3 separate regions of the Homo sapiens genome follow, and regions 1 and 2 are each linked to region 3. The links are chromatin contacts, found by Hi-C or POLR2A ChIA-PET in ENCODE. All regions are on one chromosome and are shown on one strand. The core of a region is the stretch at or near the end of the contact, and the rest is flanking DNA. Distances in the headings are between cores, read along the strand shown. Region 1 holds the start of ZNF391 (zinc finger protein 391). Region 2 holds the start of ZNF165 (zinc finger protein 165). Region 3 has its middle 19 kb from the start of TRQ-CTG6-1.

Region 1 (2,759 bases), core at 170-2,669, 380 kb before region 3:
AATTCAATGCCTAGGTGTATACCCAAAGAATTGAAAACAGTGACTCAGATACTTGTACACCAATGTTCACAGCAGCATTATTCACAATGGCCAAAAGGCAGGAACCACCCAAGTGTTCAACAAGAGATTAATGGATAAACAAAATATTATGTATGTATATTTATACACTGTTTGTGTATAAACACACACATATACACGAAGGAATATTATTTAGCCATTAAAAGGCATGAAGGATACATGCTGCAGTATGAATGAACCTTGAAAACTTTATGCTAATTAAAAATAATCCAGACATAAATAGACAAATATTGTATTATTTTACTTATATGGCATATCTAGAACAGGCAAATTCATAGAAACATAGTGTAAAATAAAGGTTACCAGGGACTGTGGGGAGCAGGGAATAGAGACTGCTCAATGGGCATCTTTAGGGATGACGAAAATGTTCTAGAATTAGATAGTGACGGTGCTGTTGTGAATACGCTAAAAACTTTACTGTATGACTTTAAAATGGTAACTTTAATGTTGTGCATAGTTTACCACAGTTTGAAAGTGTTTTTAATTTTTAAAAATAGGAAATGATAAAATTAGACTTTATCTAATTCTTTCCAGCTTTATAATTTGGATCCTGCTCCTTTGTACTTCATGGCTCATGCTTTATACTTACTTGATGTTTCTATGGTACTTGTGCACAGCTGTCATGTATCAGACCTGCAGTTTTGCACATGCTTTCCACTCTTCTAGTTCCTCAACTATTTGTAAGGTTGCCCTCCTTTATGTTTTCCATTAAATCTTCCATTAGTCAAACCACTCCAGTGTCCCTCGTTCCATAAGTTTCCCCTGCTCTGAACTCCCAGGGCACATTGTGCAACTTCATTACCTTATATTAAAATTATCTGGAATTTTAAAAAATCTACTAGATTAGGGTAGTGTCCTGATTTTATTCATTTTTTTCTTTTGGTGAAATTTGAGACATGTCTTGCATTTAACAGTATTTAAGCAACTAGATTGTGCAACGGAGCCAGTTTCTCCAGACAGGCTGGAGAGACCACTTGCATCAGAATCATCTGGGGTGCCCCTTGAAAATGCAATGTTCCGGGCCAACGAGTCAATCTCGGAGTGTAAATCTTGTGAAGCTGTATTTTAACAAGCTCACTTGGTGATTTATTTGTGTACGCTATTTAAAACTCTGTGAACCACCGGTCTAGGCTATACTTTGCAGTGTATTAAGGTGGTCTTCGGCACCTCTCGCAGACCCCCTTCCTCTTGCCTCTAGCGCCAACCTCTCAGCCTCTCGCATACCAGGGGAGGGGCTTTGCAAAACCTTCCACGAAAGTGAATCCCAGCACAGCCCTGCTGTAGCTGGCTCTCAGGCGCAAGCGCAGAGCTGCGACCGCTGCTGATACGTTGCTCAGTCTCAGTGTGGTCTCTGTTTTGCAACTGGTCGTCCGCGTCAGGAGACTTAGGTCCAGGCGACTGCCCAGACAATGACTGGTCCCGCATACCGAGCAGAGCATGATCAGCAGCAGTCTGAGTGGAAGAGTGCCTGTGATCTTAGGGAACCTGATGGGCGTTGGAGCAGCGGTTCGACGCATGGGTTTCTCTTTAATCCTTCCGACTTCCCCAAGCCCAGCGCACTCAGGTTCCGCTCCAAGTGCGGGACCCGCCCGGGGTGTGTCGGGGGTACTCGGCCGGAGGCGGCCGGTGAGTGAGGCTTACAGGGCCCCGGGACCAAGGTGGGTGCTCTTAGAGGTTCTGGAAAGCGGAAACACGGGTTCTTCGAAGGAAACGGGCGAAAGGGTCGCGTGTGGTTTGGCTGCAGGTCGGGTCAGGAGGCACCTCCACGGTTGGGACGCCGCGTGGCGTGGGGTCATGAAGCCCCCAGCGCTCGTCTCACTGGCGGGCCAGCCTAGTCCCTCTGCGGCAGTGACAGCCAGTGGTTTTCCCCGGGTGTATCCCTGGGAGATGAAAAAGAGCAGGGTTGCTCCCTGCTTCCCCTCTAGCTGGGCGAGGGAGGTCTTCGGTACTGGGGTGTTTCCCAGGTGCTTACTGAGTGCAGGCACTGCTCCAAGAGTTTTTACCTGCATTAACTCATTTAATCCTTGCATCAACCCTATGAAGTAATGTACTATTATTATGCCCATGTTACAGATAAGGAAATTGAGGCACACAGAGATGAAGTACTTGCTTGGCCGGGCGCAGTGGCTCACGCCTGTAATCCCAGCACTTTGGGAGGCCAAGGCGGGCGGATCACCTGAGGTCGAGACCAGCCTGGCCAATACGGTGAAACCCGTTCTCTACTAAAAATACAAAAATTAGGTGGGAGTGGTGGCGCGCGCCTGTAATCCCTGCTACTCGGGAGGCTGAGGCAGGAGAATCACTTGTACCCGGGAGGCAGAGGTTGGAGCGAGCAGAGACCACGCCACTGCACTCCAGCGTAGGCAACAAGAGTGAAACTCCGCGCCCCTCCCCCCCAAAAAAGAGAAGTACTTGCTTGAGTGCCAGTCCTTAGTTTATGTTTCTGATGATGAAGGTTGGTACTTGAATAAAGTAGTTGTTAATTATTTGTTGTGGGTGTATTGACAGTTACTGTGGATCATTGAGTTTGTGCTTTATGTGTGAGTTTGTGCTTTGAGCCAATATCTGGGAACATTGTTACCTGAAGATCACCTTTGGTAGGACAAGATTTTCTCTATTCTGTGATTAAACTGAGGCTGCCCAGGCAGTTCTGCTGATTGCTTTGTGGATTGGCAAAGGCT
Region 2 (2,790 bases), core at 198-2,697, 310 kb after region 3:
CCCGACTAATTTTTTTTTTTTTTAATTTTTGTAGAGACGAGGTCCCAACTATGTTGCCCAGGCTGGTCTCGAACTCCTGAGTTCAATTAATCCTCCTGCCTTTGCCTCCCAAAGCGGGGAATTAGAAAAGTGAGCCAACACGCCCGGCCCACTAGTGTTAAAAAATAAAAACAAAAGCAATAATCTGACAGATAGAGCCAGGGAGGGCTATGAAGAGACACTTCTCAGGCTTGTATGCCTCATAAGAAAACTATCACATATGACTGCAAAACCCATCTTACACCAAAAATACCTCTGCAAGGACATCCGCCCAGCAACTGTTTGTCTAACCTCAGACTGGTGTCATCCTCGTTACCGATCTTTGTAGTCAAGAATAATGATTTCAAAACAATTAAATAATCCTCCCCATTCTTCCTTTAAAAACCTTTGTCTTCCTTTACCTCCCTGAATAGAAACATAGTTTACTCTGGCACGTCTATTCTTATTGCAATTTCCTATTCCCGAATAAACTTTTTTTTTTTTTTTTGAGATGGATCCTTGCTCTGTCGCCCAGGCTGGAGTGCAGTGGCGTGATCTCAGCTCACTGCAACCTTCACCTCCTGGGTTCAAGCGATTCTTCTGTCTTAGCCTCCCAAGTAGCTGGGACTACAGGCGCCCACCACCACACCCAGCTAATTTTTATATTTTTAGTACAGACGGGGTTTCACCATGTTGGCCAGGCTGGCCTTGAACTCCTTGTTAAATACAGTGAGTTCTAAATTTCTCTTCAAAGAATCAGTATGTCAGTATGTTCAATTCTTTGTTCTCCATTTTAAACTTTAACTTCCTCATTTTCCTCGTCTCCTTGCCTCTAGTTTCAGTAAACAACCTTTTCCACCAGTTCTAATCAGTAGTTCACATCTGTTCCCCTGGTGACCTGCTCCGTCCTGAGTCACCCCTGGTCACCTGCTCTGACCTGAGTCACCTTTAGTCACCTGTTCCGTAACCGTCCTTCCCACTGAAACTGCTCACCCTACCACTCCGGCTCATACCCCTGCTCTCTTTAAAATAGCCAATCGGAATTAACTTAGACTGTGCGGTCCAACCCTAGCCAGTAGGGGAACGACACAGCACTAGGGACTACCTGCGTCAGGGATAAGAACCCCTTCCCCTCCCTTGTTCAGGTGTGCTCTCGCCATTGCTCCATCCGTGAGACGCACCCTTCTATAGAAGTAAATTGCTTTGCTGAGAAAATGTGTGCTCGAGTGTGTATCTTTTTCTTCTTCTTCTTTTTCTGAGACTGAGTCTCACTCTGTCACCCAAGCTGGAGTGCAGTGGCGCGGTCTCGGCTCACTGCAAGCTCCGCCTCCCGGGTTCAAGCGATTCTCCTGCCTCAGCCTCCCGAGCACCTGGAACTACAGGCGCGTGCCACCACGCCCGGCAATTTTTTTTTTTTTTTTTTTTTTTGTATTTTTAGTAGACACAGGGTGTCACCGCGTAAACCAGGATAGTCTCGATCTCCTGACCTCGTGATCCGCCCGTCTCGGCCTCCCAAAGTGCTGGGACTGCAGGCGTGAGCCACCGCGCCCGGCCAACGTCATTTTCTTTTCAGGAGTCCCTTCTGTTATTTAGCAAGACACACTACTACAATGGAGAAAAAAGATGCCCCCTCCTTCAAGCCCTGAGATCTTCAGGACTTTGGCGAAAAGTCTGCGCCCGAAGAGACCCAGGAAGGATTCTTGGAATTGTAGTCCAAAGGCATCCCGCCTTCTGCGCAGACTCACAAGTCCCTGTGGACGGAATTCTTGAAGTGTAGCGCCGCTCAGTCCTTCCACCGGAAGTGTCCGATCGGAATCAGCCCTGTCCGAGAGGTGAGTCCGGGTTTGGGGATCCAGATGTCCAGCCCCGTGTCCCCCTCCAAACATCCAGTCCCTCTCATATTGCCTTTGAAATTAGCAGCCTCTGGGTGACCAGACCTTGGCCCTCAGAGGAATCCCGGAGAAAGGTAGAACCAGCTTCGGCGTTGGGAACGCAGGCGCGCTTACGCATTTAGTGAGGGTTTGGCGGTCTCCATAGTTACCGCCGCCGCGCGTGACGTCATAGTGGAGCGCTGAGGGCTTGGTGGCGTGGGGTGGGGGCTGTCCTACTGATCCTGAATTTGGGGTCACTGGTAAGAGGAGTTGCCCATTCCAGCCAGGTGGAACGGGGAGGGGTGCCACATGTCTCAGATCTGCCATTGTCTGCGAAAAGAAACTGCTGCGAGGACCATCCCCAATCCCCTGCTTCCCTTGGGAAGAGTAACCGCCGTTTTGTAGGACACTTGGGGACAACCCCGCTTGTCCTGAAATTTATTGACACGGTAAATAGTATTTCCTGTGTGCCGAGGATGCAGTTAAACCAACACTGACCCCCTGCCCTTGAGAAACACAAGGTACTATGGGAGCCTTTACCAGCATGCCCCTTGAAGTCTCTGTTCTGCTTTGTGGTCTCTACCGGATTTCCCCTGACTGTCTCCCTCTCCACCAACAAAACTCTCACCCGTCTTCCCCTCCCGCAACATGCCCACCAAGACATGTTCATCCATCAGGAGCCCTGCTCTTTAACCTCCAACTTTCTCATCATAATTAATTACTCGTTCCTCTCTGTTCTCCTAGCGTTTCTTCACACATCTGCTTACCCATTTTTGTAAGTCCTCCTAACACAATATTATAAGGCACTAGATGCTCAATCAATATTTATTAGTTTAAAGCTACCAGCTTTAGGGGGACTCGGTTTTAAATAGATGAGAAGTGATAAAACACCTGGAGATAG
Region 3 (2,799 bases), core at 63-2,562:
AGTCGGCTGGTCTTTTCTCCACAGGGTGTCAGCTGGGGAATCCACTTTTAAGCTGGCTCACTTGTGTGGTTAGCAAAGTGGAAGTGGCTTTTGCATGGGAGCTCAGCCAGTGCCATGTACTAAGGGCTTTGGTTCTTTTCTCTGGAGGTGGATGACCTGACGGTACACAACTTAGGCTGCTGCACTGGTGTTTATTATGGTCATTCACTATGAAGGAACAGTGGGAGGCGTGCATATCTTTCAGAACTGCACATTGATTCCTGGAGAGGGATCTTGGGTTGTGGGACTTTCAGCTACATGATTAGGGAAACACAAGCCACAGTGTAATGGGGCATGGAAAAAGGCATATTATGCTAACATTAGTCAAAAGAAAGCTTGGAGTAATTTTAATTTCAGACAATGTAGACTTCAGAGCAAGGAAAATTACCAGGAATAAAGAGTGGCATTATATAATAATAAAAGGGTCAATTCTTCAGGAAGATATAACAATCCTTAAAGTGTATACGTTTGTGATGGGCTAAACTGTGTGTACCCCTGCCCTGCCCCCCATAAATTCGTATGTTGAAGTTCTAACCCCCAATATATCAGAATGTGAACATGTTTGGTGACAGAGTCTTTATAGGGGTGATTAAATTAAAATGAGGTCATTAGAGTAGGCTCCTTCCTCCGTCTCCCCCCTCCCATCCTTTTGGATTGGGGTCTCACCGTTTTGACCTCATTCAACCTTAATTACCTCCTTAAATGCCCTATCTCCAAATACAGTCACGTTGAGATTAGGGGTTTGGCACAGGAATTTTGATGGACACAGTTCAGTCCACAACAACCCCCATCCCTAAATTTACTTAGCTTTAAAACAGATACAACCGGCAAGACAACACAACATGAAGTGATTAGCTGACAATGTGGTGCAGCCTCTGGATGCTTAAGGTGATGAAAATATAATTAAGCCTGTCTGCATAGGTTCGAACCTGCCGGCTACAATCCTGTCCCACGTATTGACAGTTGTGAATCTCCCGCGGTGCATTTTCAGACGAGATCGGGCGCGTTCAGAGTGGTATGACCATAGACCCGCAGTGCATTTTCAGCCTCCCTCCTGGCCTATACCCGTCATGCAGACACTAACCAATCCTTAACCAACCTCATCCTGGCCTCTTGATTTGTAGAGTCTTCGCTGAGGGGAGGAGGGCCTTACTCGTGATGTGTAAGAAGAGCAGCAACCAAAGGCTAACGTGAGAGTCACTTTTCAAAGCACCTTTTCAGCAAACAAGAATCAGCTGTCGAGTTACCAGCTCCTGTGGCTCCTTCCCCGCAGTCTCCACCAGGCGGCGCGCCCCAGGAAGCCGGACGCCTGCTACCGCGGGCCGCGTTTCTTTGTGCAAACTCAGCAAGGCCTGGCAGCCTTGGAGAGCAGGCCTTTAGCAAGCCGCGGAAACGCAACTGGGTGCCAGGGTTACTCGTTGCATTTGTGGTGGGCAGAGCTTCCTCCAAGCAGTCAGAGGAAAGCTCTCTGAAGGTGTGTAATTTCGTTTGGTAATTAGCATATAATTAGGTCTTGGGTAGGGCATGGGTCAAATCCAGCGCCACGTTGGACTCAGACGGTTTCAGACAGCTTAGCCCTCATCCTGTTTATTAGGGTCTTATCAGCCCAAGCTCTTCCTTGTCCTTGTAGCTAATTTTAACAGCTCCTTTAGGAGCTGTTAGGAGCTTAGGAAAGCTCTCCGACTGCTTGGAGGAAAGCTCTGCCCATGAGACTGCTCGGAGGAAAGCTCTGTCCACCACTACAGCGCTAAGGATATCGCCCAAGCTCTTTGCTAAATGTCTCTTGGGAAAAAGCTCCTCATGAAGCAGGTAAGACTGATTTGTAGTTTAATGACCTGCAGGTCCCCACATGAACACGAGGAAAGGGACGTGCAAGGCAGTGTTGAAGAAACATCAGCAGGTCTATTTGAGGTTCTCACCAGGTATCTTTCCTGATGGTGGGATGGGAACTTGGGGCCCTGTTGTAATTCCAGATCTGGGAAACTGCTGATTTCTCCTTCCCCCCAACTCTCCATTCCATCTCCTTACCACTCTCGTTATGATAATTGTCCCATGGTGCATTAATTCTTTTCCAGCCTTGTCGTTCAAACACTTATGTTTCCTGTAAGTACCATTAACAGCTTCTCTTGAACTGGTTTCTCTAAAAATTCCTCCTTTACCTTTCTTCTAAAGTGTCGGATCCTTTACCTTTCAAAAACGAGGAATAGGTCTCGTGGCTCATGCCTAGCGAGACCTCATCTCCACAAAAAATAATAATAAAAAAATTAGCCAGGTGTGGTGGTGTGGGCCTGTAGTCCTAGTTACTGGGGAGGCTGAGGTAGGAGGATCACTTAAGCCCAGGAGGTCAAGGTTATAGTGAGTTATGATCGTGCCACTGCACTGCAGCCTAGGTGACAGAGCAAGACCCTGTTCCCCACCCTCTGCAAAAACAAACAAACAAAAAAGCATCCTGATAAACATAGACATGAAATTGAAACATACAGGTGAAGGGTCACAGATTTATGCCTCAGTCTTCTCATCTGTAAGACAAAGACAGCCTCATCACTTTTAATGAGGTGAGCGAATGAGGGAGGAGACCACCCCTCATATTGTCTTATGCCCGATTTCTGCCTCCAAAGAAAGAAGAAGTAAAAACTAAAAAGCAGAAATGAAATCCACAGGCAGACAGCCCGGCGCCACGCCCTGGGCCTGGTAGTTAAAGATTAACCCCTGACCTAACACTGGTTATGTTATCTATAGTTTCCAGACATTGTATGGAAA

Evidence for each region. A loop is a pair of places that touch in the nucleus more often than their neighbours do. ChIA-PET counts read pairs that join two places held with the same protein, here RNA polymerase II (POLR2A). Pooled maps may share reads with other maps.
Region 1: a pooled map shows a loop between it and region 3 (2.8-fold over the local background). The contact joins the promoter of ZNF391 here to the enhancer-like site in region 3. A Hi-C loop is called at or near these places in 1 of 168 maps with a recorded cell type or tissue (CD4-positive, alpha-beta T cell) and 1 of 50 pooled maps. POLR2A ChIA-PET finds 5 or more read pairs at or near these places in 3 of 52 experiments (HEK293, activated CD8-positive, alpha-beta memory T cell and activated T-cell).
Region 2: a loop to region 3 is called in a map of naive thymus-derived CD4-positive, alpha-beta T cell, with 6 times the contacts of the local background. The contact joins the promoter of ZNF165 here to the enhancer-like site in region 3. A Hi-C loop is called at or near these places in 1 of 168 maps with a recorded cell type or tissue (naive thymus-derived CD4-positive, alpha-beta T cell) and 5 of 50 pooled maps. POLR2A ChIA-PET finds 5 or more read pairs at or near these places in 1 of 52 experiments (activated B cell).

The regions. Positions count from the first base shown.
Region 1 is chr6:27,387,340-27,390,098 of GRCh38, forward strand. ZNF391 (zinc finger protein 391) reads left to right here and starts at 1,420. Exons shown (of 3, transcript NM_001076781.3): 1 at 1,420-1,736.
Region 2 is chr6:28,079,121-28,081,910 of GRCh38, forward strand. ZNF165 (zinc finger protein 165) reads left to right here and starts at 1,448. Exons shown (of 4, transcript NM_001376491.1): 1 at 1,448-1,850. RefSeq lists enhancers at 904-973, 1,774-1,893.
Region 3 is chr6:27,771,304-27,774,102 of GRCh38, forward strand. No RefSeq gene overlaps it. Among named protein-coding and RNA genes, the nearest start is that of TRQ-CTG6-1, 19 kb to the right of the region's middle. RefSeq lists an enhancer at 1-355. Within about 2 kb of position 1,313, at least 6 of the 41 ENCODE cell types and tissues checked have a DNase peak (open chromatin) inside an H3K27ac peak, as active enhancers do.